Regions from separate parts of the Mus musculus genome. Here region 1 is linked to region 2. The links are chromatin loops, found by intact Hi-C in ENCODE. Cell type or tissue: left cerebral cortex. All regions are shown on one strand. Links, peaks and the distances in the headings refer to the core of each region. The heading gives the core; the rest is flanking DNA.

The links. A loop is a pair of places that touch in the nucleus more often than their neighbours do. Peaks named below come from ENCODE experiments on the same cell type or tissue, not always from the same donor. Only the 100,000 strongest peaks of a DNase experiment are listed, where the experiment ranks them.
Region 1: it touches region 2 in a loop (4-fold over the local background); 6 of 42 quality-filtered maps call a loop at or near these places.

Annotation. Positions count from the first base shown.
Region 1 is chr10:118,044,629-118,054,901 of GRCm38, forward strand. It overlaps Gm32663 (a long non-coding RNA gene), which reads left to right. Exons shown (of 6, transcript XR_003948955.1): 2 at 7,897-7,998. Among named protein-coding and RNA genes, the nearest start is that of Gm32663, 37 kb to the left of the region's middle. In left cerebral cortex, for the core only: no CTCF peak of the experiment used is centred there; a DNase peak (open chromatin) is centred at 4,879.
Region 2 is chr10:117,977,125-117,987,397 of GRCm38, forward strand. No RefSeq gene overlaps it. Among named protein-coding and RNA genes, the nearest start is that of Gm32663, 31 kb to the right of the region's middle. In left cerebral cortex, for the core only: no CTCF peak of the experiment used is centred there; DNase peaks (open chromatin) are centred at 5,571, 5,969 and 6,344; H3K27ac peaks cover 1,015 bases.

The DNA of each region.
Region 1 (10,273 bases), core at 1,910-6,909, 67 kb after region 2:
ATTTAGGATATTTTCAGTCAGTATCATAGGAAGTATATCTGATCCATTATAGAGTCCCAAAAGATTTATGGAGTTAGAGTGCTTGGTAACTATAGATATTAATCAATTCAGCTTTCTAGTCTTACTGACAAGAAAATGCAGTCCAACAGATGTCTATATTGCCAAGCCATACTGAAGTTCCTATGTGTGGATAATGAGGTTTAGATGCAAACCAATTTAGCTTAGTCACAAGACAGGTGGGACTGGTAAATTTACATAGCTCAATTAAGATCTTCCAGCCAAAGGGAGCCTCCAGGTTTTATATAACAATGTATCCATTTGCCTCTGGCTGGGACAGGGAGGGGGGCTGAGAGTCTCAGTACACCTCAGTCTTTTTTCTTTACAGCCCACAGAGAAGGTTTTTCAATCACTTCCTTTGTGAAGCACTGAGCATCACTCTCACTTCAACCTAATGACACTTTTACATGCAAATGCCGAACACTTTAGATGCCCGGTTTAAAAACTAATCTATTCTATTTAAAGGCAAATTGTTATTTGGAAATCAGAAGCCACCTTCCAAGCAAGCTGAAACATTGCAGGGTGATTGAAGTGGTTGTATTATATGACCCCGGGTATGTTTTCATAGTTAGAAATAATGCAAGCCCCAGGCTTCCAAAAAGAATACATTGTGTGAAAGATGGCTGAGTGACTGAATGTCTTCTTTAACTAGGAGGGGAATGGCTGGGGGCCTGGTGGGGGACTTTCTGAAACAGTGAGAGCTTGTTAGGTTCAGCTTGGGGATCTTCCACAGAGGAGCTCAATACAGCATATTTTTATTTATTTGTCTGTTTGTTTATTTATTTATGTGGACAGTGCTTCTCTGTGTAGCTCTGTCTTGGAACTTGCTCTAAAGACCAGAGGCTGTCCTGGAACTCACAGAGCTCTGCCTGCCTCTGTCTGCCCCTGCCTGCCTCTGACTGCCTCTGCCTGCCCCTGCCTGCCCCTGCTTGCCTCTGCCTGCCCCTGCCTGCCTCTGCCTGCCTCTGCCTCTGTCTGCCTCTGCGTGCCTCTGCCTGCCCCTGCCTCTGTCTGCCTCTGCCTCTGCCTGCCTCTGCGTGCCTCTGCCTTAAGCATGCTGGGATTAAAGGTGTGGACCACCCCACCTGCTAACACAGCAAATATTTATTGGATGTTTCTTGTATGTGACCTTTGAACTAAGATCTTGGAGAATGAAGCTGCCTTCGGCATTTGTAAGGAATAGTCCCAGGACTCCTTATGATCTTCCAAACCTATGCATGCTCAAAACTCTTATATAAACCGATGTTTCCGTATAGTGCCTGCACATTCTCATGTATAGTTTAAATCGTCCCCTAATTAAGTATAATAGGGAGCACACTGTAAATTGTTGTTATGCAGATAGTTTGGGGGAGTGATATAAAGGAAAAAATTATGCTGAACCTGGTCAGTATAATTTCTTTCAAATATTTCCATTCCACGGTTGTTTGTATCTTATAAGCATCCTAGGCCAAAATGTTTGAGCTGTGTGTTTTCCTCCATTTACCCTTATCAACACATTGGTGTCTGTCTTGGTTTAGCCCTGGATGCTGTAGACTTTCCCTATCAACTATGGTCTTGTGTGTGTGTGTGTGTGTGTGTGTGTGTGTGTGTGTGTGTGTGTATGTGTGTGTGTAGGGGGTTTGCCCAGGGTAGAGGAGTGGTATGGTGTCTAGGCTCCACTGCCTTACACTCTCCCTATGTGCACGCTAGGCAATGGCTGCTGTGTTACTTTTAGATTGGGGATTCACTGTGGGGATCTCTTTCAAAACTACAACTCCCATAGAGCTTTATTCATCAGCTCAGTCCTGAGGACAGGGACGCAGACAGCCCCCATGGGTGTTACTCCCTATGCCCGCCCACACATCTGGAAAACAGCCTCTTCATTTAACTTCCTTCTATTAAACTCTTTCAATGGGCTATATGCTTTCACTCAGGGCTCCTGACAAACTCAGCCTGAGTCTAATCAGGCTTGTCTTTTAACCGCACACTCAAACTAGAAAAACAGGTTAAATGATGCCTTGGGGTAAAAACCAAATGGTCCAGAATTGAGGATTTCTTTTTACTGGTGTGTTGTTTTCAAAGATTGTCATGATTAAAAATAAATAAATAAATAAATAAATAAATAAATAAATAAATAAATAAAATGTCAGAAAATTCTTCTAGATTAAAATAAGCTAAGAGGACCACATTGTCACTTGAGGGGGTGTACAGTCACCTTGGAAACACATGAAGGTGTTTTCAGGAAGTTTTAACAGAGTAAGGAAGACTTGCCCCAAATGTGGATGTCACTGTCCCATAGGCTGGGGTCCCAGACTGAGGGAAAGAAGGACCACTGGGTGTCAGCCCCCACCTCTCTGACTTCTGACTGAAGACCCAGTGTGACCAGTGGCCTCAGCCACCGCTGTGACCTCCTTCCCACAATGCACTCTACCCTCAAACTATGAGCCAAAGTAAACCCATCCTTCCTTAAGTTGATTTTGGCAAGGATTTTATTACATCTAGCAGAAAACTAAGCAATACAAATTTATATAAAGCTTGTGTAAAAAAAACCCAGATAAATATTATAGAAATTGAAATATATACATTTGCATGTACATATTAATATATTATATAATACATATATGTTATATATATATGTGCATATATAATATATACCAAACTATATATATATACTATATATCAAACTATATATATATACACACTATATATCTACTATATATATGTATATACAACACATATATACTATATATATACAACATATATAGTTATATACACACACATTTTATATATATACAACACACACACACACATATATATATATGTGGAATAATAGACAATTTTGAGCTGCTATGTGGATGCTGGGAATTGAATCAGGACCTCTGGAAGAGCAGTCAGTGCTCTTAACCACTGAGCCATCTCTCCAGCCCCAAAGGTTTGTTTTTGTTAATCGAAGAGAGAAGCTTAGGAAACTAGATGGGGCTCAGAGAAGGGCCATTTAGATGCCATGTTGACATGATCAGAGCTGTCTTCAGGTTCCTTCTTACAAGCAAGCTGGTGTAGACAGCCGCACAGGGACGGACAAGTCACCATATCCTGATAACTTTGCAACCTCAGTTCAGAGTGCAGAGCAGTGCCTCCGGAAAAACCCGAGATGCATTTTAGCTCACAGGCTGCATCCTTGCTGGAGAGAGGAGCAGGTTAAGCCTGGCTGGAGAATACTAATTCTGATCCAACTGCTTCATTGTTTATGGAAGTCCAGGCTTCCATATAAAGAAAAGAGCAGTTCTCTTCCTAGATAACATTTGATCCATTATGATTTATCATTTGATGAATGGTGAGAAAAAAATCTGTATGCATTTCATAGAGATTACTTCTTTGGAATATTTTTAAATTTACATTTTTGGGGCTAATTTTCATACTTGGATACCATATTATGCCATTTTCCCCCTTCCTTGCTCTCTACCTCTAACGCTGTTTCTCTTGTCTTTTATTCTTTAGGTACAGTCACAGTCACGTTACAAATGAGCTCAGTGGCATAGCCTACTCAGTTCAGAAACACACTGAATCCTCCAGAGAGGTCCAAGCAGAAAGACTAGTGTCTTAGTCAGGGTTTCTGTTCCTGCACAAACATCACAACCAAGAAGCAAGTTGGGGAGGAAAGGGTTTATTTGGCTTACACTTCCATACTGCTGTTCATCACCAAAGGAAGTCAGGACTGGAACTCAAGCAGGTCAGAAAGCAGGAACTGATGCAGAGACCATGGAGGGATGTTACTTACTGGCTTGCTTCCTCTGGCTTGCTCAGCTTGCTTTCTTATAGAACCCAAGACTATCATCCTGGGGATGGCACCACCCACAATGGACGCTCCCCCCCCCCCCCTTGATCACCAACTGAGAAAATGCCTTACAGCTGGATCTCATGAAGGCATTTCCTCTTTTCTCTGTGATAATGCCAGCTTGTGTCAAGCTGACACACAAAACCAGCCAGTACAGCTATCTCCCACCTAAAAGAACACACAACAAACAGTGAGGCAGCAGTTGTTCATGTTCTTCAGGGGACCTGTCATTCTATCCATTTGGCAGTCTTGGCTAGAACATTAACACCGGGACACAACCAGGACAAGATGGCAGGGGGATGTGGTGGGCTGTGATGCTTCTAGAAAAATCTCAATCTCTCTCTCTCTCTCTCTCTCTCTCTCTCTCTCTCTCTCTCTCTCTCTCTCTCTCTCTCTCTCTCTCTCCAAAACAGACGTTCCAAGAAATGTCTTTCTGTCTCTAGATATTATACTGCCAGGATGCTAGTCAAAATTCCCTCACACCATGAGTAGCTCAGCAGCTGGCTGGCCAGTATCTCCTAGTGGATGAATCGATTGTTCCTAGGGTGCCGGGGAGACTTTCCCAACCCAATCAGGTCCGCTGCTATGCAGCTCTCTGAAAAGTAGGCAGCACATTTAGCAGAGCCAAGAGAGAAGTCTCAGATCCTTCATGACAACCGCGGGCTGCAGGATTAATCAAACCTGGAGTTTTTGGACCTCCGATTTTCTTGTTTTTAATAAACACACTTACGGTTGAAAGTGGGTGGAGTTGGTGTGTGATGAATCGGGACTTGATTTTGCTGACACAGGTATCTGTGAGTTCCCACGTAGGAGAGGGAGGGAGATCTATACTAGGACCGGATGGAACAATGGCAAATGGAAATATTCAGTTGGTGCTCAGGAAGAGAAGAGTGACCATAGAGGAGCCTGGAGTACCATCCGGGTTGGAAAAGAACTCTGTCCTGTCTCCGAGAGGAACAGGATGCTGGCAGGGCTGCTGGTGCCCTTGCCAAGGAGGCTGAAGTTCAGGGCAGTGTTCCAGGAGGAACAGGCGCCCGAACGTGGGTCAGGAAGCCAAGGCATGGGGAAGATTGCTCTGCCAGGTTTTGGGACTGCGCTGCCAGGGTCCAGCGCAAAAGTTATATATAGAGAGGCCAGTCGGAGAAAAAGGAAGCACACAGAGAGCCGATAGACTGTAGAGGACTGGACTAGGTGGTGAACAAGGGTAAGGCTCCCAGGATCCTACAAGGCAGGAGCAGAATTGGTTCAGATGAGACAGAATGCTGGTGGCTTTCCGAAACCGCCACAGATCGGGCTGAGAAATGCAGGAAACATTCTTTTTGCAAACAGTCTTGGCCCATTTTCTTGGTATTGTTATAGAACTGCTTAGTTTTCTTCCTAAACCCTTAAAAGAAGTATCGTGGGGCTGGAGAGATGGCTCAGCAGTTAAGAGCACTAACTACTCTTCCAAAGGTCCTGAGTTCAAATCCCAGCAACCACGTGGTGGCTCACAACCATCCGTAATGAGATCTGACGCCCTCTTCTGGTGCGTCTGAAGACAGCTACAGTGTACTTACATGTAATAATAAACAAATGTTAACAACAACAACAACAACAATAACAACAGAAGTATCATCCCTCCCACCACTGCCTCTGTATTGCGTTTGATATGTGATCCTCTGAAAAGGGCTCCCTCCTCCCTCATTCGAGAAAGGTTCCAAGGTTACTTGCTTATCTGCTGCCGGCAATTTGGGTCCTGTGTGGCACACCCCTTGCTTGCAGTGTGATTTCCATTAGTCATTTCCCCCCTTCTTTCTTTTCTTTGCTCATTCAGTTACCAAGTCATCTGCAGGCTGATTCTTTGGACTCTTATAATTGGATGGTCTGAGGAGGTAGCTTCAGAATAAGGAAATCTGTTGTGGTCACTGCATTCTTTGGAGACCTCAGAGCATCAATTTCTCTCTGATTCAGCCAGGAAGTCTGTCTTCCTTTGGACTGTGGTGGCTGATGTCATGAGAGATGATTTTTGTCTAGTCAGCGGGCTGAGCTCTGTGGCAGCATTAGTACCAGAACGTAGTGATGGTGTCGAATGAAAGAAGAAACCATGAAGGGTGTGGTTCCTCCTTGGCTGTGCCCCATTCCTCATTTCTAATAAGGTTCAGCTTCTTTCACCTCAATTCAGTGTGATGCTTCAGAAAGTGAGCAGAGGATACGGTTTCCTGCAATGCAGGAAGCTACATAGGGGCTGGAGAGATGGCTCAGCAGTTCAGTATTTGCCTGCTCTTGCAGAGGTCCAGCATCCACATCAGTGGGCTTACAACCTCCTGTACTTCAATTGCAGGGGATCTGACAACCTCTTCTGGCTTCTGTGGACACTTGCAGGCATCCACATAAACATACCAACACACACACACACACACACACACACACACACACACACACACACACACACACACACAGAGAGAGAGAGAGAGAGAGAGAGAGAGAGAGAGAGAGAACACCTTTTTTTAAAGTACCATTACAAAGTCATAAATTAAATATGAAGTCGGAAAACATTTGCAGTTTAGTGAACAAGGTCTCATCTTCTTTATGTATAGAACTTTCTCATAAGTTAATAGGAAAAAGGCCACAAGTCCAATGCGAAAAATGTGTAAAATAAAATAAAATCCACAGAAAAGAGGATGTCCTTGTTAAACACATTAAGAGATAGCTAGCTTTATACGGCTGTAGTTAGGAATCAAATTGCTCCAGATAGTCATTTTTACTGTTGCAGGGTAGCAGTTCTCAACCTTCCTGATGCTGTGACCCTTTAATACGGTTCCTCAGGTTGTAGTGACCCCAGCCATAAAATTATTTCTGTTGCTGTTTCATAATTGTAATTTTGCCACTTTTATGAATTGTGGTATAGATCTCATAGTGTAAATATTCTGGTGTCTAGGGTGAACCCTGTGAAAGGGTCATTTGACTCCCAAAGAGTTGGGACCCTGAAGTCGGGCACCACTGTTGCATGGTGAGAAGGAAGTCAAATGTGAACAGATATGAGGAGATTGGTGTTCTCAGACATTACCAGTGGGGTAATAAACTTGTATAACTTCACGAACAGTTATTTGGAATCAGCCTTTAAAATTGTGTATATCTTGAATACTTCACCTCATGAACGCCATTGTCAGAATTTATTCTATAGACTTATTTATCTAGAGTGATTGAAATGCTCACAGTGTTACAGTAAGAGCAGAAGATTTGAAACAATGCAAATATTTGTCAACAGGGAAGTAGTTAAGTAAATTATGGGCATCCTATACAATGAAATATGCTGTCGCCATAAAATGGCAATACTCTTTATGAATACACGTCAAAAGATTACCAAGATATTTTATTTAAAAAAAAACAGGGTAATTTTAAAAATTAGGTAACAAAATTAAAGAATGTATTTGTTTCTCTATGAAATATTCAAGCAAGATGGCCAAGAAATTGATACTCTTTAGGATGTTGGCGGAGAGGAAATTGGTGTCCGGAATTTAGGATAGGAGAGAGGAATCTAACCCCACTGAAAGAAGGCATTGCCAATTCAAATTAGTCAGCATTAAAAAAGAAAGATAGAAATGTTCTGACACATTTTGTCTGAAAGGATCCGAATTCATCCTATCTGCACGATGTCCTCTGCTTCCCTTTCTGCCTGTTTTACTGCTGTTTAGTGGCTGCGTTTCCTCTTTCTCCAGGCTGCATGTTCCCCCCAGGCCGCGGTTCCTCTTTCTCCAGGCTGCATGTTCCCCCCAGGCTGAATGTTTGACATTTCTAACCTTGTTTGCCTTCTACACCCTTCTGTAATCTTTCAGTAGCATCTAAGCGTGGCCGCCCAGATCGCTCCTATGGGTCAGGTTGGAGGTGGTCGCCCTTTCATCCCTGACCCAGCACCTCAGCCCTACGTGTAGAAAAGGGTCACGGATGAGGGGTCAGCAGAAAGCTTGTTAGCTGTTTGCAGGATATGAGCAGGCGTCTGCAACCTCTGACACGCATGCTGACAAAGGTGTCTGACGTCATTTTAGGCTCTGGAATTGTGAGAAAGGCTGACACATACATGGAGCGGCAAGAAGAATCGATGAATTGGCTTCAACCCTTGCTCTACAACCCACAGGCATAGGATCACGGTGCGTTTTTCCTAGTGTCGCGTCCCTATAGGTGGGCTCTCTGACAGTAGGCGTGGCTAAGTCTGATGGCAATCCTCCCACTTTCCCCTGGTGGTACTAGGTAAGCAGCTGAGCACATGGCCGCTGACATTTCCAAGTCATTCCAGCTGATGCGTGTTGCCAGATGTGAGCGGAAGTCTTGTGTCACATTTGGCTCTGGGACATGAGACTCTTCCATGGCCTTTCATTTCACCACAAGTTAGGTAGGACCGAGGGCAGCACACGTTCGACCACGGAGACCAAGGCGGGACTGCTGGGCTAGCACAGCAATTCTCCAGAAGAATTGGGTGTCTACATAAAATCAAGGATCTGAGCAACATACCTGAACACATACCGGCCCTTCTGCAATTATTGTTGGACGTCACTGTGGCAGTCCAGCCTTACCAGAGCCCAGAAGGTTTGGTTAATAAAACATTACTGCAATTTAGATGTTTGTGTGCGAGCCAATGGAACCTTTAAGAGGTGGAGCCTTCTGTGAGGTTGTTCATTCCTTCATGCATGTGTCCTTGGAAGGGAATAATGGTTCTCATGAGATCCCAAGTGTCTCTTTCACTTCCCTTTCCCCCAAGTGACCTCTGCCTCATGCTTATGCCACTGTGATGCCATCTGTCATGAGGATCCACGGGAGCTGAGCCGAGGTCAGAACGGCACATGCTGATGAACTTTCCAAACAATGAACTAAATTAAACCTTTTTTCTTTATAAGCCTCTCAGCCTCGGGTGTGCTGTTACAGTAACAGAAAATGGGTTTACCATAGACCAAACTCATAATGAGTGCACTGATGAACAACATTACTTTTAGCTCCCACGTAAGAGAAAACCTGAGGATCAAGGAAACAGCCATAGGGTCCTATGATTCAATGTTTAACGACATCTTCGAAGAATCAGTTTCTCCTTATGCTATTGCTTTGTCATTCCTGAAGGTAGCTTCAACCTAAACCTTCTTCAACCCTAATTGTGAAAAAAAAAATGACTTTGGCATTTCCAGGAGGAAGAATTACTTCCGTTACCCCTAGAAAACTTATTGGCCCTATTTTGTAGACATTGCTTCCTTTGTGACCAAAAAGGGCCTTAGACTGAGCAGTTTAACCCAAGGCATTTAACCTACTCCTAGCACAAAAAATGAGGGCAGCTCTTAAACATTAATTATGTCTGGTTGCAGACATTTTAATAAAAATTGGAATGAATGTCAGGAAAGTATATCATATCCAAGGGATGAAGGGATTTAAAAAAAAATTAGGTATTTTCTTCATTTACATTTCAAGTACTATCCCAAAAGTCCCCGATACCCTACCACACACACTCCCCTACCCACCCACTCCCACTTCTTGGCCCTGGCGTTCCCCTGTACTGGGGCATATAAAGTTTGCAAGACCAATGGGCGTCTCTTTCCAGTGATGGCTGACTAAGCCATCTTCTGCTACATATGCAGCTAGAGTCAAGATCTCTGGGGTACTGGTTAGTTCATAATGTTGTTCCACCTATAGGGTTACAGACTCCTTTAGCTCCTTGGGTACTTTCTCTAGCTCCTCCACTGGGGGCCCTGTGATCTATCCAATAGCTGACTGTGAGCATCCACTTCTGTGTTTGCTAGGCCCTGGCATAGCCTCACAAGAAAGAGACAGCTATATTAGGGTCCTTTCAGCAAAATTTTGCTAGTGTATCCAATGGTGTCAGCGTTTGGAGGCTGATTATGTGATGGCTCCCCAGGTATGGCAGTCTCTAGATGGTCCATCCTTTCGTCTCAGCTCCAAACTTTGTCTTTGTAACTCCTTCCATGGGTGTTTTTTTCCCAATTTTAAGAAGGGGCAAAGTGTCCGCACTTTGGTCTTCTTTCTTCTTGAGTTTCATGTGTTTTGCAAATTGTATCTTGGGTATTCTAAGTTTCTGGGCTAATATCCACTTATCAGTGAGTACATATCATGTGAGTTCTTTTGTGATTGGGTTACCTCACTCAGGATGATGCCCTCCAGGTTCATCCATTTGCCTAGGAATTTCATAAATTCATTCTTTTTAATAGCTGAGTAGTACTCCATTGTGTAAATGTACCACATTTTCTGTATCCATTCCTCTATTGAGGGACATCTGGGTTCTTTCCAGCTTCTGGCTATTATAAGTAAGGCTGCTATGAACATAGTGGAGCATGTGTCCTTCTTACCAGTTGGAACATTTTCTGGATGTATGCCCAGGAGAGGTATTGCAGGATCCTCCAGTAGTACTATGTCCAATTTTCTGAG
Region 2 (10,273 bases), core at 2,776-7,775:
TTGAAAGATTAGAAGTATTGGCTCCAAGAAACGAGGGAAATACTGAAAACTGAAATTAGTTTAACAGGACTTTACAGAATGTACTATTATTTACATTTGTTAACCTCACCTCAGTTAATGGATGGTTTCAGGCTTCAGACATCTTCCTGGAAGAGGTCTCACCGGGTTGGGACCTGAGAGATAAATGACAGAGTCAGATGAAGAAGAGGGTAGGAAGAGACTGTAGACAGAAGCTTGCTAGGCAGTGGTGACGTTTTTTAGCTGCAGTGTTTAAAGCAGTAGTTTTAGTGACCCCGCAAGTAGGAACTCTGGTTATAGTACTTTATAGGTGATTACTAAAATCACAGCTTCTTTGCGGTTGATCTGAAACCCAAGCTGACTTGAGATTGCACATTCAGGGTCGTATGCTGGTTCGAGATGCTGACAGGAGTGAGCAAAAATGGCTGCTGTTCTCTGTGAGCTAACACCCGGATGATGAAGAAGACAGTGAGCAGCCAGAAACTCATACTGTAGGAGCTCAAACCAAGCTGGGTCTGCCTCATAAGAAACGGAATTCAAAGAGGTGAGCACGAGAGTAAGGATTATTATAATTCTTGTCTATGTTCTATGGACAGGATAAAGAGGTTTCCTAAGGTTTCTGACTCTCGTTCAGCAGGAAGTGAAGATTTTTATAATAGTGCACACGATAGCTCTTGGTTCTCTATGAATAGGGTTCTGAATTTTATTCTCTTTTCCAGCTACATGGCTGATGTAAAAACATATCAGGTGCCAAAGGGATGTTGCAGCCATTAGGAGCCAGTGCTGGTCTTGCAGAGGACCCAGGTGGGTTCCCAGAAACCATGTCGGACAGTTCACACCCATTGGTAACTCCAGTTCAAGAGGATCCAACACCCTCTTTTGGCCTCTACTGGCACCTGAGCTTACTTACATGTGCATATACCCACACATAGTCACACAAATAGACACATAATTTAAGCCAATTCCTTAACACTATATAATAAGATAAAAATTCTTATAACGATAGCAGTACTATGTAGTTGCTTAGCTGTAAACTTATACATCCTATTTGATTAAAAAGCCCTGACCTTGCGAGATATAAATTGTAACTGTTTTTAGATGTGAGGCAATTATGACGCAGGAAAGGCATATTATTTTCCCAAGATGCAATGAGTGTTGTTAGGATCTGCACTAGAGTGTCCTGATTAAATATCTGCACCATAGAGTGGTTCTAATATCCACTGGACCTGGGATTATCCTTCAGTTATATATTTACAAATTATTGGCCTTTTCAATCCTCAGTTTCCTTTTCCACAAAATGAGAATAAAATGTCACTTCCCTCAGCTTTTTGGTAAGGATTAAAGAAGATCCTTACTAAATGTAGAAATTCTTAATTTATATGTGTTGCGTGTTTAGTGAACAGTTTTTGGGATTATGGATAAAGAAAGAAAAAGGACAAAGTAAACAAAATGGTACAATAATGTCTTCTTATATGGATGGAAGCTATAGATCAAAACAATGGTTCTCACCCAGGCCTGGTAACCCAAACCTGTGATCTTAACAGTCACTATGCTGAAACAGAAGTGTCACAAGTTCAAGGCCAGCCTGGGTAACTTAGTGAGAGCCTATTAAAATGAAAACACAACTAGGGTGTTTTGTTTTTGTTTTTTTTGTTTTTGTTTGTTTTTCAAGACAGAGTTTCTGTGTAGCCCTGGCTGTCCTGGAACTCACTCTGTAGACCAGGCTGGCCTCAAACTCAGAAATCAGCCTGCTTCTGCCTCCCAAGTGCTGGGATTAAAGGCGTGCGCCCCCACTGCCCAGTTTAGAGTGGTTTTTAGTTGGGACAATATATTCCTTCCTCATAAGTGATGGAAGGTAACTGGGGAGGTGGTATTGCGGTGCAGTCGGTAGAGAAGGAGGACGCTAGCCATGCACAGGACAGCCTCCATACCAAATAAATGGTGAGTCAAAATATCACCAGTGTAGTGATTTGAATAGGAATGGACCCATAAACTTATATGTCTGAATGTTTGTCCGTAGAGAATGGCACTATTAGGAGGTGTGGCATTGTTGGAGTGGTGTGGTCTTGCTGGAGGGAGTGTGACTTTGCTGGAGGGGGTGTGGCCTTGATGGAGGGGTGTGGTCTTTCTGGAGGAGGTGTGGCTTTGCTGGAGGGGGTGTGACTTTGTTGGAGGAGATGTGGCCTTGCTGGAGGGGGTGTGGCCTTGCTGGAGGGGATGTGACTTTGTTGGAGGTGGTATGGCCTTGCTGGAGGAAGTGTGTCATATTCAGGTGGGCTTTGAGGTCTTCTGTGCTCAAGCTATGTCCCTTTATAAACGTTCTCGACATTTGCACGTGATCAAACCTGAAGTTTCTGGGCCCTATGGCACACAGTTTCCTGCTGCCTACAGATCAAGAGGTAGAACGTTCAGTTCCTTCTCCAGGACCATGTCTGCCTGCATGTCAGCTGCCATGATGATAATGGACCAAACCTCTGAAACTGTAAGCCAGCTCCAATTAAATGTTTTCCTTTATAAGAGTTGCTGTGGTCATGGTATCTATTCCCGGCAATAGAAACCCTAAGAGAAACAGTATGGATGTTGAAAAACTATCTTAAAACAAGGATTAATCCAGTGTAATTTTAATGATCCAGGTTTAAGAAAAAACAAACACTTCTCTGGGCAAATAATTTGAAAGTTAGAAGACAATGTATTATCTTTGCAAGAACGGGACCTAACACATAAACTTTAGATAATAATATAGCTTATGTAGGTCACATGGCAAGGATGGTAGTCTGGACCTTTTAATTTTACAAACTGTCAGTGTGGGTAAAATCCTTTGTGGTGTAGAAGGGACAGTTTTCAACACTGACACTTAGGATTTAATTCTGCTTTTCCTAGGATGACACAGCGTAGTTTGTCAGCAAATGGCCTTAGCTGACTTCGCAGAATCCACCAAACATTTTTCAGCAATCAAGGCTTTAGTAATACCAGAGGAATGTGATTTAATAAAAAAAAAAATATAGGAAATTTTATCTAAGTGGAAAGGGAGGACGATTTGGATTCATTATGATAGAGACCAGGATCCAGCATTCTCTTATTTACAAATCGGGACACTCTGCTCTTTATGAAGCTCCGAGTCTCCTTTAATTTGAATATTTCAAAACTAATTATGTTTCCCAAACTGAATCCCACACGCCAGCTCTCTTAGAGGTTATTGATCACAATGAACTAATGGTTTTAGACTTATGATCTGAATAATTTATATTGCACAGCCTGCTTTGCCATTAGCAGCTTCTACAAAGTGGCATAGAAAAAGTTATCTTTTGCCAACTTCTACTTGGGTTTGAAGAATTTCCTGTATGTAAGTTAAAATCCATCACCTTAGGGCCCAGAGACTTCAGGTTTGATCACGTGCAAATGTCGAGAACATTTATAAAGGGAGATAGCTTTTAAATGGAAAGTATTACAGAAAGATACACTGTTGCCGGGAAAGCCAGTGCTTCTTCCCTGTGCCTCCTGCTTTGTTCCAGAAAGGATCCAGAGATGCTGTGCACACAGCCAGCCAGTCAGAGGCAGGGCATGTTCGTCTCTGGTCCTGCCAGGGTCATCTTGCCACCAGGGCTGGGGTCTGATGATTGGGTATGACATTAAAAGATGGTGGGGTACAAGAGACAGAGGGGTTTGCTCATTTGTTCCACATGCATTTACTTATTTTCTAATTAAAAATTATAAGACACACATATCTCCATTAATATATGCAAGCACCTTTTGTTTGGTCTGGTTTGTTTTTTCAAGACAAGAGTTTCACAGTGTAGCTCTGGCTGTCCTGGAACTCACTTTGTAGACCAGGCTGGCCTCGAACTCACTGAGATCGGCCTACCTCTGCCTCCCGCCTTGCTGTCAGACACCATGTTTGTTTATTTATTTGTTTATTTATTTACTGGAGACAAAGCAATGTAAAAGGTAGAAGAAGCAGAGAGGAGACACCGAAGGGAAGCTGCTTTTTGCAAGTTTATAGTTTGGGGCAGCAAAGATTATTAATTGCCTAAACTAATTAGGCAAATAGTACCTTTGCCACAAGTTCTACAATAAGTACTGAATATTGTCAGAAAGAATCATTGGTTTTAACTTATGGATCAGAAGGGACAGCTGGCAGTCATAGAATCTTGCTTAGTACAAAAAACAAAAATCCCCAAAACCCATCACACCGTAAAAATTAAGGCAGATGCACGACCCAAGGCTGACCAGCTGCATTAAATATAAAGTATAAATGGATGGTCCCAGGTCTTTCAAAGCTATAGTATCCCATGGCAGGTAATGGGTTTGTCTCCATTAAGCAAATCAAACAAACCAGAACCCACAGAATGGATGTTAAAGGGTCCGGACTGGCCCCACCTCCTGAACGCCTTTGTGTAAAAGGTGGTTTCACAACATTAAGGTGAGGTTGGTGAGGCGGTCAGGAGCAGTGGTGGCAAGCTGGGGTTGAGGTCACAGGGGAGAGCTGCTGGGGGAGGGGCAGCAGGAACCAAGGCTGTGCGCATCTAACAGTTCCGGTGGTCCCTCACATCCCTGGCTCATCTTCTGGGCTACAGTCTCATCCTGTAAGGCAGTCTGCCGAGTTGTTAGAATCGGGTCCTGGGAGACAAATCCCCCGCTCTGCCTGGGGCCTTTTCCTTCTTCTGCCTCGAGATTCCTAGGGACTCTTTCATTTTTATTTCTTCTTAGGATCCATCGTTTCAACAGTCTGATGGATTAAGCCACACAAACGTCTCTTTAGACCAGTGGTTCTCAACCTTCCCAATGCTCCCGCCCTTGAATACAATTTCTCATGTTGTGGTGAGGAATAAAATTATTTTTGTTGCTACTTCATAACTGCAATTTTGCTACTGTGATGAATCATAATGTAAGTATCTGATTTTTTTCTGATGGTCTTAGGCGACCCTTGTGAAAAGGTTATTTGACCACTAAAGGGCTCGTGACCTACAGGTTGAGAACCACTGCTTTAGACCCTCTTCATTTCTGTTAGGCTGGCTTCCGATAGTTTATTCTTCTTTAGAGTGGAGAAGAGAAATGACAAAAGAAGAGAAAAAGAACAAAAAAGGAGAAAGGAACAAAACTCCAAGACACGACAGCGTGTGTGTTGGGGGACAGGCGCTGAAAAGCTAAAATGGCCAGCAGGTGTATATGAATATAAACGATTTGTTTGTTTTAAAACTCACTGTAAAGAGAGTGGCGATGGAGACGATGGCAAGAGGCACAAAAATAAACAGCAGTAATTTAAAAAGAGGATAACCACAGGAATAAAAATATGAGGTGAATTTGGCAAAGGACCCAGCTAACTTTAGGGCCAGTTCCTTCAAACGCTTGTTTTTACAGGGTGGTAGGACTTTAAATCTCTCAGAACCTAATGAGACCCTAGACACTCGTGTCTTAAATACACACAAGCACATATTTTGTTGGTGTGCATTTTCCTGTGGAAGGAGCCGAGACTCAGATGTGTTCTTGGCTGTCGCTGCAAGGACAGTTTCTAGGACATTTTATTTGGCTGTTCAAGCTCAGGCGAATTGTCAGCAAATAGAGATTGGTCTGCAGAAATAACGTGGCTTCCTGGAACGTCAGGGGAAGGAAATGGGTGGTTTCTTTAATTACTATAGCGTTTCCTTGTGTCTGTGTTATAACTAAAATAGATGTTTGGCTAATGTCCCAAGGAGGAAAGGTGAATCTGGGAAATGAATGGACCCAGAAGCTATGTATAGCTGTGTTCTTGGTTAAGACAGCATGGCTCTTTGTCTGCAGTATCCTGACTACATCGAGGTGGACTGAAATCTGTTCCCTGATAGGCAGTCCGTTGAAATCCAAGGGCTTTACTATTTACATATGGAGAGCTAATGACTTTAATGTAGGCAAAAGAGCTTATTTACAAGGAAGCTGTGGCTGAGGCTGGCAGGAAGAGTGTTGCTAGGCCCTTAATTAATTGATTTGCTAATTATTCTTTTCTGCTGGGTGTTGAAGTACTTTTCCTAATGAGCAGCAGAAGCAGGAACTCTGTGGAGAGCAGCTTTAGCACAATCGTGAGCAGGGGTCTCTGGGACGGTGTTTAAGGGGCTTTTGGTTCCTTCGATGATGAAATCCTGCACTTCATAAAATAGAGGACCAAACATCTCCCTATATCCGGGTTTATTTATCAGTTTATGTGACTTAACTCAAATCTGCACATTTACTAAAATTGACACTAAATTAGATAGCGTTCGAGTTTAAACCAAACCAAACCAAACCAAAACATTTCCGCTGAAAGGGTGGGACGGGAGTAAAGAGGCGGCTTCTTGGTCAAGAGTATTTCCTCCTCTTCAGAGGACCCAAGTTGGCTTCCCAGAGCCCTTGTCAGTCAGCTTTCAACTTCCTGTAACTCCAGCTCCAGGGTATCTGCTATGCTTCTGGTCTCCAAGGACACCTGCACACATTGCATGAACGCATGCTCACACACACACACACACAAACACACACACACACACACACACACACACACACGCTTACAGTACACACTCACACACACTCACATACACATTCACATTTACACACATGTATTCACACACACACTCACATACACTCACACGTACACACATTCACACACATACTCACACACACACTCACATATACTCACACATACACACATTCACACACACTCTTACACACATTCAAACACACACTTTCACACATACACACACATTCTCACAACACACAAAACACATTCACGTGCACACTCACATTCACACACTCACACACACATACATTCACTCTCACACACAACACAATCTCACACACATTCAAACACACACACAACACACTCTCACCTTCTCACAGACATTCACACTTTCACACAATTTACACACACACACACACACACACACACACACACACATTCACACATTTAAATGGGGGTGAAAATAAAAATAAATCTTAAAAAAATAAGATGACTGCAGTGTCTGGTTTTGTTTTTGTTTTTTTTTTTTTGGTTTGTTTGCTTTTTTTGTTTTTTGTTTTTTTGACTTCTTAAAGACACCAGTGACATGGGACAGAGGGGATGAAACAAGTCTCCGAGTTCCTCTGTGAATTTGACTCTCTGGCCCACACATACAGAACCCCAGTGTGGTAAGCCCAGCACTGGGGATGGACACAGGGGGATCCCTGGGTCACATTAGTCGCCCAGATTAGCTGAATTGAGGCACTTCAGGTTCAGTGGAGAGCCTACCTCAGAAATAGAGACAATTGAGGGAGTCATTTAACACTGACCCCTGGCCTCAACACACACATGCACACATGTATACCCGAACACACTTACACCACATCCACACTTACATCTACACCTACATCTATCTATCTATCTATCTATCTATCTATCTATCTATCTATCTATCTATCTATCTACCTATCTATCTATCTATCTACCACACAAAAACAAACACACAAAGACATCAGTATTAGACAGATCCCTATTTGGAGGCTGCTGTGGGAAGAGTCTGGAAGCTTCACTCTAGCCTATAGACTCGAAATTCTTCTGTATTTGAAAGTCTTGATACAGAATAAAAAATATAAAAACCTTCAGGAGATTTTGAGTCCACATACTAAATACAAACTCATTTTCACTTTCTTGGACTCCCTCTCATAACCAATTCGGCCTGGACTCTCTCCTCAGTCTGGGGTGTGTCTCCTTTGTAGTTTCCTCCCCAGCTTAAGCTCCCTCCTGACACCAGGCTCTTTCTTACTCACGGTGTGCTGGCTGCCCAGTATCCCGTCTCCCCCACAATGCACATCTCCCATCTCATTGAAATCCACTTTCCTCCCTGATGGAGAGGAAGCGGATCAGCGGGGATGGCTGATATTTAGGGAACACACATCATGTTTTAGTCACCAGCCTGTGATGAATGGTCACTGTTGAATAATACTTTATTTTCTTTACAGAGGGAGGGGCGGGAACTTGGAGAACTGCAGTCATCTCAGTAGGTGGCACAAAGCCATAGTACGGATCTAGGACTCTGGGGTCGTTCTAGATTTTACTATAGAGTGCTTTGAATTGCTTCCTCACTACTGCGCATACCAACTCCTACTTCCTTAACCAGATGGTCCTCCGCTAGAAGGCAGGAGCCTCGTCTTCTCGTCTCCACAGAGCATGCCCTAAATAGTTATAGCCTTCTGTTGAAATGAAACATAATGTAAGCTTAGAGGGTTTTGTTAAGTATTTTCAACACTGGAAGAAAGAAACAAACCGAGAAAACGGGTTTCTCAGAATGACTGAATGCCATACGATATGAAACAATGGCTCTTGATGTGGTCAGTAAAACCTCACAGGTATCAGGGAGTAGAGAAGGGGTCCCCAGATTGTTATGCTAATGGACATCTGTAGTGGGTGATGGACAGGAACCCCTGCCACCATGTAGGACATAGACTGGCCTCACAAAATAGCCTGGTCCCAGATGTCAATGGGACCCCTGCTGGGAGGTTGCTTCTGGCTTCGAATTCCACTGATGGGAAATGGGGACCCAGAAGCTAGCTGGCTTCCAACTCGATCTGCCTTTTATTAGCAGTGCACCTGCTATCCTGGGAATTACATGCCTGCCATGTGGTGAAGGCCCAAATAATGTCACATCTTTCTCAGCAGCACCCAGAAAGCATCCTCCATGAAGCCGAGGAGATGGTGCCACCAGCTAAGTGCTTGCAAGCGTGAGGAAATTCTTAGAGATTCTGTTAAAAACAAACAAACAGATGAACTTGGCTGCGGAAGCCTGCGTTTGCTTAGTAGGCAAAGATACTTGTCCCCAAGTCTGATGTCCTGAGCTTGAGCCCCAGAGCTCACATGGTAGAAAGCAACAACTGACTCCTGAATGTTGTCCTGTGATGGCACATGAGTGCCATGGTCTGTGTGCCATGCCTCTCCACAACCAACCCAACCCAACCCAACCCAACCCAACCCAAACCAACCCAACCCAACCCAAACCAACCCAACCCAACCCAACCCAACCCAACCCAACCCAACCCAACCCAACCCAACCCAAACCAAACCAACCCAACCCAACCCAACCCAACCCAACCCAACCCAACCCAACCCAAACCAAACCAAACCAACCCAAACCAACCCAACCCAACCCAAACCAACCCAACCCAAACTAACCCAACCCAACCCAACCCAACCAAACCCAACCCAACCCAACCAACCCAACCCAACCCAACCCAACCCAAACAGGAGGAGACGGTGACTGACATTGAAGCTGTCCCCTGTCATCTACACGCACATGCACATATGTGCACATGCACCCTTCCCCACCTGCATGTACACAAACATGCACACCACATAGAAAGACCTCCAACACGAGTCCTTCATAGCCAGCTGTGGTTTCTGAGGTGCTACAGAATTTACTAGACTAATAGCAACGGACAGTCTAAGAGTGGGTTGTTATCTCAGCCTTACAACACCTTTCAGGACTCTTGTTCAAATGCAGCTGGTGACTGGGGGGAGTGCAGGGCGTAAGGGCTTGTGTTTCTGATTACACACAGTACTACTACTGCTGCTGTTGCTGTCTGTGGGTCATATGGTAAGCAGCTCCAAGGCTCTAAGGGACCTTGGGGGAAAGGAAGACTCAATAGATTAAATGATCCTACAATTGTGGTATTTCTGCCTCAGACTGAGAGCTATGGAGCTGGGGAAGTAGGGGCTGGATATAGGAATATAAATGTTTGGATTTGTTACAGAATGAGTTTCCATATGCTTTGCTTGCTCTCTCTCTCTCTCTCTCTCTCTCTCTCTCTCTCTCTCTCAGTTTCTCTCTCTCCTCTCTCTCATCTGTCATTGACTGTGTGTGTGTACACATTTCCTGTAGATAACTGTATTTCTTATGTATATTTGTTCATGAAGCAAAAGGCCACTTTGAACCCCCAAAATCATTTTCAAGGAGAAACCATCATTAAATAAGGAAGAGTCTTAGCCATCAGGCTAGGGTGCAGGTGTGAGTGAGAGCCATGCATTTCAGAACTCATAGGCCCTATGTGTTGGGCGTTTCTGTGCCTGTGATGTTGTGCATGGGTATGTGTGAGCCTGGGACGTGTATTCACCCTTCACTAGCCAATTGCTTCCTTAAATCTCCCTGGAGGAGAGAGATCTGGTATTTGCACTCATGAGGACGAAAGCCCCAAGTGAAGGGACAGAGGTTCCTAAGGCCCTTGATCGGGGACTTTGCTTATTATAGACACAAGATGTTATTTGAATGTAGTCATTGAGAGG